2 separate regions of the Homo sapiens genome follow, and region 1 is linked to region 2. The links are chromatin loops, found by intact Hi-C in ENCODE. Cell type or tissue: B cell. All regions are shown on one strand.

Evidence for each region. Hi-C counts contacts between places; a loop is a spot of excess contacts. Peaks named below come from ENCODE experiments on the same cell type or tissue, not always from the same donor. Only the 100,000 strongest peaks of a DNase experiment are listed, where the experiment ranks them.
Region 1: a loop joins it to region 2, with 13 times the contacts of the local background. A loop is called at or near these places in 1 of 110 quality-filtered maps.

The regions. Positions count from the first base shown.
Region 1 is chr7:55,507,617-55,511,616 of GRCh38, forward strand. The region is part of intron 2 of VOPP1 (VOPP1 WW domain binding protein); the gene reads right to left. Among named protein-coding and RNA genes, the nearest start is that of VOPP1, 63 kb to the right of the region's middle. RefSeq lists an enhancer at 3,442-3,491. In B cell, no CTCF peak of the experiment used is centred here; a DNase peak (open chromatin) is centred at 1,864; H3K27ac peaks cover 594 bases.
Region 2 is chr7:55,595,632-55,599,631 of GRCh38, forward strand. VOPP1-DT (VOPP1 divergent transcript) reads left to right here. Exons shown (of 17, transcript NR_187585.1): 17 at 1-1,029. Among named protein-coding and RNA genes, the nearest start is that of VOPP1-DT, 25 kb to the left of the region's middle. In B cell, a CTCF peak has its summit at 2,489 (motif pointing left); a DNase peak (open chromatin) is centred at 2,460.

The DNA of each region.
Region 1 (4,000 bases), 88 kb before region 2:
ACCATTTTATCTGTCTTGCTTTCAAGTCAAAAACTTCACAGACCTGACTATGAACTCATGGTTCTTTCTTTCCTGTCAACCTCAGTTGGTAATCCACATGATGTCAGAATTGTCCTCCTGGCCTGACATGGTTTCCCTGACGGGCAGGGAGGTGCCTGTGTGTTGAGACGTGTGGTCCCATTTTGATGATGTTTCAACTTTTATTTGGTCAACACATCCCATGGCGAAGTCAAACATCTCTGGGTTCTAAGGAGGGGGCCATCACTGCTTTGATGAGGCCTGAGCCCGAGACGTTGAGGGTGGGAAGATGGCTGCCCTGTCAATCATTCCTTCAGAGACACAGTTATCACCAGAAAATACCTTCTCTGACTTGTATAAACCCAAACTAGTTGCATTCAGGGTGGCATACAGGATTTACCTAGGGAAATTTTACTTGTATTTCTACCATGGGAGAAAGCATTACAAATACTTACTAAAATCACTAATATTAGCAGACCAAATGGGGTAAAAAGTGCTCATTTCTTTGCCATTTTAACCCTTGAGGAGCTGCTGCCTTGGAGCCCAGATGCACCCAGAGTTAAAGTGAAGAGGTGAGGTAAGATGGACCAAGAAGCTCTTAAATTACTGCTGAACTTTGGTAACTACGGAGTTTTTTGTTTTGTTTGTTTTGACACAAGGTCTCACTGTGTCACCCAGGCTGGAGTGCAATGCTGCAATCATAGCTCACTGCAGCCTCAAATTCCTTGGCTTAAGTGATCCCTTCACATCAGCCTCCCAAGTAGCTAAAAATACAGGTGCACACCACCACGCCCAGCTAATTACAAAAATTTTTTCTACAGATGAGGTTTCACTATGTTGCCAGGCTGGTCTCTAACTCCTGGCCATAGTGATCTTCTTGCCTTAGCCCAAAAGTGTTGGGATTACAGGTGTGAGCCACTGCACCTGGCCCAGAGTTTTTGAAACTCCACCTTTGTGTTTCTGGGGTAGAGGTTTTCCCTCTTTCTCCTTTCAGTAAACTGCTGATCATTTAAAATTAGTTCTATTCAAGCCTATCCTGAAAAACAATCCTCCTAGTTTCTGGTTGACTAAATATAAGGTTAAAAAAATAAATTCTGGCCATATGTCTCTTTCAGAAACAGTTATTACCAGAAACCACCTTCTCTGGAAGGTGTTTTTCATTTTCCATACTAAAGTGAAAAACAGAAGTCTGCCTATGAGCTCAGAAGTCTGCCTATGAGTTCATAGTGAGATCCTGTCTCTATAAAAAAATCTTTAAAATTAGCCAGACGTGGTAGCATATGCCTATAGTCCTAGCGACTCAGAGGCTGAGGTGAGAGGATCGCTTGAGTCAAGGGGTTTGAGGCTGCAGTGAGCTAGTACTGCACCACTGTGTTCCAGCCTAGGTGACAGAGCAAGACCCTGTCTCAAATTTATTATCAATTTTAATTTTATAATAAATTTCCTATCATTGAAATCACACAGGCATGATAAATACTAAAGTAATGAGCTGAGTTTGGCAATGAGATCAGGAAGGGAGATGAGATTCTAGTACCTAAAAAATCTGGAAACCTACACTGAGGTTCACACCTGGCTTACTTTCTCAGCTCTATTTTTACTTGAGTTGGTCTTAGTCCATTCAGGCTGTTATAATAAAATACCACAGCTTGGGTAATTTATAAACAACAGAAATTGATTGCTCATAGTTCTGGAGGCTGGGATGCCCAGGATCAAGGCCCAGCAGATTCAGTATCTAGTCAGGGCTCCCTGCTTCATAAATGATGTCTTGCTGCTGTGTCCTCACAGGGCAAAAGAGGGCAGGGGAGCTCCCTGCAACCTCTTTTGTAATCCCATTCACGAGGACAGAGCCCTCATGACTTAAGTCACTTCCCCAAAGGCCCCACCTCTTAATACTAATACATTGGGTGTTAGGTTCCAACATAGGAATTTTGTAAGGACACACATATTCAGACTATAGCAGCTGGTTAGCTGTTATAAGCAAATGCTCAGAACTCTTAAGTCTACATTCCAGCTCTGGACTACATCCTGCCCTCTTCCACCTCTGCTGCAAAAGTGAATTCCTCACTGGCTCCATTTCCTGGGTATTCTGCAAGAACTCCAAACTCCACATGCATATATGACATTCTCTGCTCAGTCTTCTATTGAATCTTTCCCGGAACCTATTCTTTTCATGGTCTCTCTCTGTCTTCCCAACCAGAAACCTCTGATTTATTTGACTCCCTTTACCTCTATATCGACTCTTCTGTGAGATGCTTTTCATGCCCACCGCCTGTTCCTCTGCCCTATTTCTACAGGAGTTGGACTCTGTCTTGCCTTTACTACAAACACAACCTCCTCCCCTTTAGACCAGAGGACCGTGTCGTCATACTGTTCCTAGACCAAAATGAGGGTCAGGCTGCTATTTCTTGTGGCCCAATAATAAGATGCAGATGAACTGGGGAGGAAGAGAATTTTTATTTCTGCAACCAGTTACTGGTAGAAGGCCTGGAAATTATGGCCAGACCAACTCAAAATTACAAAGTTTTCCAGAGCTTATATACCTTCTAAGCTATATGTCTACCTGTAAGTGTGCATCATCTAAAGACATAAGTGATTAACTTCTTTTACATTATAACTAATGTCTGAGTCCTCAAGGCCTTCTTCTGGAGCCTCAGTAAATTCACTTAATCTAAATGGGTCCAGGTGCTGGGGTGATTACCCTTATCTTGTCTCCTACTAAATCACAAGAGGTTTGGGGAGTTCATTCAGACCGCAATAAACTTGTTTGTGGAGGCCTGGGGAGTTTCTTCAGACACCAAATAAAACTTATTTAATCCTAAATGGGTCATGTTAAGAATTCCTTCATTATTTTGTCATGCTTTAAGGCCCAGGAAAGGCCTAGGCAAAACTCCTGGTGGGCTTTTGTTACATCCCAGACTTTATATAAGGGCACTGGCTTTTTTTTTTTTTTTTTTTTAGCTTTTAATATTTAACTTAACCACTCAGTCAGTACTGAAACACTTGTTATGGAGGCCTGTGTTGGTGAGACCTGGCCTGCCACAATGCTGCATGCAGGAGGGAGTCTCAGCCCCTCAGACGGCGTTTGAGACTCTTCTTGCTAGGCTTCTCCCTCTTTTTCCCATCTCATCTCCTGCCATCCACCAGGCACCCTGAACTCCAGCCCCATGGTCCCCACTGCACCCTGCACCTTCATGCTCCCATGCCTGCACTCCTCCCAAAGTCTCTGCTCCACCCCGCTTCAAAGATCAGCCCTGTGAGGTCTCTCCCAACACCATCCCCTGCCCTCCCCAATCTGTCCTGCTCCTCCCTTGGCAGGACCCCCATTTCTACAGTTCTCACCATGTGCAATATTGTGGTTAACTGTTAGAGGCCTCTGTCTTCTACACCAGACATGACCTTGAGAGCAACCCCATCTCATTCCTCTATGCATAGTCCAGGTATCCACCTTGGTTTCAGAACCTTGTAAAGGTTTTGACTTAAACAGAAGGGATGTTGCAGCAGAAAGGGAAATCAGCAAAGATGGAAACAATATGAACTCAAAGCATACAAAGGAAACTGATTAAAATGTTAACACAGTGCTGGCGGGGACAGTTTGAAACAGGTGCTCCCAGGCAATGATAGCCTATTATCATGATGACCCTCAGGGAGAGCAGTCGGACGGTATTTAGTAGAATATAAGTATAAGCTTTGATTCAGCAATTCAATTTCTGCAAATTCACTCCATGTAATACAGCCAGCATTAAAATATATGAAACATCATACCAAACGGAACTTTTAAAGACTATAAATAGCCTCATGTCTGCTCAAATATGTTCTTGCTACCAAGTGAATTATTAAAAATTTGTTTAGGAGCACAGCTTAAAATTTTAGAATGTGAAAGAAAAATATCTTGAATCCCCAAATCACTAAGCTAAAAGGAAAATTCAAGCTGAAACTCCTCAGGGCAAACCTGCCTCCCATTCCATTCAAAGTCATCCTCTGC
Region 2 (4,000 bases):
ATTAACCTCCACCTTTGGAAGAGAGGCTAGTCAAAGCACTTGTGGACATGTTTTGAAACCACAAAGGGGTATGGCTGCCAGTCTCCAAGATGGCCGCCAGTGATTCTCATCAGCTGTTATTAATACATTTGTATAGTCCCTTCCCACAAGAAAAAAGAGTTGATCTGTTTAATTAGTATTATTTTGTTGAAATGACAGAGTCTGACTTGCAAGTTTAGGTCATAAGAAGAATTTTGACTTCTGCCTTATTCTCTATTGGATCAATATCCCTAGGGGAAGCTAGATGCAATGTCATGAAATCATTCAAACAGTCCCATGGAACAATCCATCTAGCAAGGAACTGATATCTCCTAGCAATAGCTGGCATTAACTTACAAGTCGTATGAGTGGGCCATCTTAGAATTGGATTCTTCAGTCCAAATCAAGTCTTCAGATAACTGTAGCCCTGGCTGACATCTTGATTACATCCTCAAGAGAGACCCTGAGCCAGAATCACTCAGTTAAGCCACTGAGTTCTTTTTGCCAAAAACTTTTTTTTTACCAAGTTCTTTTTGCCACCAACTTTATTGAGGTATAATTGACAATTAAGATTGTATATATTTAAGGAATACAACTTGATGATTTGATATACACATACATTGTGAAATAATCGTGATAATTAGGTTAACATATTCATTACTTCACATAAGTACCATTTTCGTGTGTGTGTGTGTGTGTGTGTGTGTGTGTGTGTGTGTGTGTGGTGAGAACACATGAGATGTATCCTCTTAGAAAATTTCAAGTATACAATATATTATTGTTAACTACAGTCATATTATTGTATACTATGTCTCCAGAACTTATTCACCTTGCGTAACTGAGATGCTGTACCCTTGACCAATGTCTCCCCCTTTTCTTCTCCCTCCAGCCCCTGGTAACTACCCTTCTACTTTCCAGTTCTATACATTTGACTCTTTTAGATTCCACACATAAGTCAAATTTTTGACCCTTAGGAGCTGGGTGAATAATAAATATTTATTGTTATTTTCAGCCTTATGATTTTAAGTTAATTTGTTATGCAGTAATAGAAGTTGCCACATGAAGCTATGACACTGGTTAACTCATTTATTCAGTAAACATTTGCTAAGAGCAGACTAAGTGCCAGGATCAATTTTATAATTGGGGGTACAGGGTTAAGTCAAAATGGCAGACTAGAAGCAGATCATGTGCACTGCTGTCATGGAGAGGAAACAAAATGGCTAGTGAACACTGATCTTGCCATGTGATCCCCTAAGAAACCACATCAGCATCCATGAAGGCAGCAAGGGGACACAGAGAGGAGAGAGGAGTGAAGCTGAGCAGCCCATCTGTGATCAGCATGGAGCTAGAAGAAGCTCCCAAACATAGGGAAAGAGTAAGTGATTGAGAGCCCCTGGGGGATTCACAGTCTTCACAGGGACCTGTGCAAGCCTTGGAACAGGAGAATCTCTTTGACCCACTCCCTGCACCTCTAAGCCAATGCAGAGAGCCACCCAGAGTTTTGTGGAGGCAACTCTCAAGTCCCTAGGGACTGCTGGAAGCCTTGGACCCTGGAACAGACCAGCACCAGTGCCATAGCCCCAACAGAGGCTGCAGTCATGGTACCCGAGGGCAGTAAGATTGCTCCACCCCAAATCACTAGACAAAGTTCAGCACCAGCCTCTGGCCCAATGGTCCTGCTTCTGTTTTCACTTCACCAACAGGTTCAGCCTCCTGTTCCTCCAGGAAACACCCAAACAACAGGATAGGCAACTTCACCCAATCCCTGCCAGTTGTAGCCAGGCAGGCCATACCTGCTAGAGCTTCCAGCCCCGTGGTACCACTTCTGTCTGAATTCTGCTGACAAGCACAGTCTCTTGTTCTCCTAGGAAACACCTTAATGGCATGGTGAGTGACTCCACCCACTGCCACTGCTCAAGGCCAGCAGCCCACACCTGCTAGAGTTTCCAGCCCAACAGTCCTGCTTTTATATGAACTCTGCAGGTGGGGGCAACTCCATGTTCCCCTGGGAAGCAGCTGGACAGCAGATTAGGTGACCCCACTCATCCCTGCAACTCCTAGCCAAGCAGTTCTTGCTGGCTTGGGTGGTGCCCAAGCAGTGGGGGAGTCCTCACTCTTGCATCACTAAAAGAAGTGAGATGCCCAAGTTCACAGGTCAGTGGAGGAGTGGGTTGTGCCTCCCTCTGTACAGCCATTCCGGAAAGGATATGACCTGTTTGCCAACTGTGGCCCCTGCATGAGGAAGCCCCATGGACGAGAACACCTAATAAAAGAAATACAGGCATGGAGTCAGTGATCAGAGGGGGCTCTTCCAAGGCTTAGGGGTGGACAAGGTGAGGGGGTCATCTCTACCCCACCCCCTAAAAAGCACTATGCTAACTTGAGGAAAACACAAAAGAGCTGTGCAGCTGAGAAAAGCCTATCTGCCTGTCCGCTGGCTAACACTTTTAAGTGCCACCTACTGGATCACAGCAGAAAATACAATACAAAAATATTTTGCCAGTACACAGCACCTGTGAAAACTAAGGCAAAGATTAAGCAACAAATAAACATTCTGTACATACTCGTGACCCTCTGAAAACACCCTAAAAAGAAGCCAACTGACTGTACTCAACTTACATCACAGTTAAAGGAACACTAACCCTTACACATGAAAAAGAATCGATGCAAAAACTCTGGCAACTCAAAAAGCCAGTGTGCCCCCTTACCTACAAACAAACACACTAGTCCCCCAGAAATGGTTCTTAGCCAGATTGAGATGACTGAAATGATGGAAATAAAATTCAAGATCTGGATGGCAAGGAAGATCGATGGGATCAAAGAGAAAGTTGAATCCAAGGAACCCAGTAAAACAATCCAGGAGCTGAAGGATTAAACAGCCATTTTAAGAAAGAACCAGCTGGGTGTGATGGCTCACGCCTGTAATCCCAGCACTTTGGGAGGCCAAGGCGAGTGGACTACTTGAGGTTAGGAGTTTGAGACCAGCCTGGCCAACATGATGAAACCCTGTCTCTACTAAAATACAAAAATTAGCTGGGCGTGGTGGCACACATCTGTAATCTCAGCTACTTGGGAGGCTGAGGCAGGAGAATCACTTGAACCCGGGAGGTGGAGGTTGCACAGGCTGGAGTGCAGTGGCACGATCTCGGCTCACTGCAAGCTCTGCCTCCCAGGTTCCCACCATTCTCCTGCCTCAGCCTCCCGAGTAGCTGGGACTACAGGTGCCCGCCACCACGCCCAGCAAATTTTTTGTATTTTTAGTAGAGACGGAGTTTCACCATGTAAGCTATGATAGTCTCCATCTCCCGACCTCGTGATCCGCCTGCCTTGGCCTCCGAAAGTGCTGGGATTACAGGTGTGATGGCTCACGCCCAGCATTTTTTTTTTTTTTTTTTGAGACAAAGTCTCGCTCTGTTGCCCAGGCTGGAGTGTAATGGCACAATCTCGGCTCACTGCAACCTCCCCCTCCCAGGTTCAAGCAATTATCCTGCCTCAGCCTCCTGAGTGGCTGGGATTATAGGCACCCACCACCATGCCCAGCTAATTGTTGTAATTTTAGTAGAGATGAGGTCTCACCATCTTGGTTCGGCTGGTCTCAAACTCCTGACCTCAGGTGATCCACCCACTTCAGCTTCCCAAAGTACTGGGATTACAGGAGTGAGCCACCATGCCCAGCCCCACAAAAATTTTTAAAAAAGAATTAAAAAGTGAATAAAATCTTTTGAGAAATATAGGACTATGTAAAAAGACCAAACCTACATTTCATTGGCATTCCCAAAAGAGAAGTAACTTGGAGAATATATTTGAAGACATAGTCCATGAAAAATTTCCCAAACTTGATAGAGAGGGGAACATACAAATTCAAAAAATACAGACAACCCTACAGATACTACACAAGATGACCATCCCCAAGGCACATAGTCATCAGATTCACCAAAGTCAAAGTAAAAGAAAGACATCTTAAAGGCAGCTAGAGAGAAAG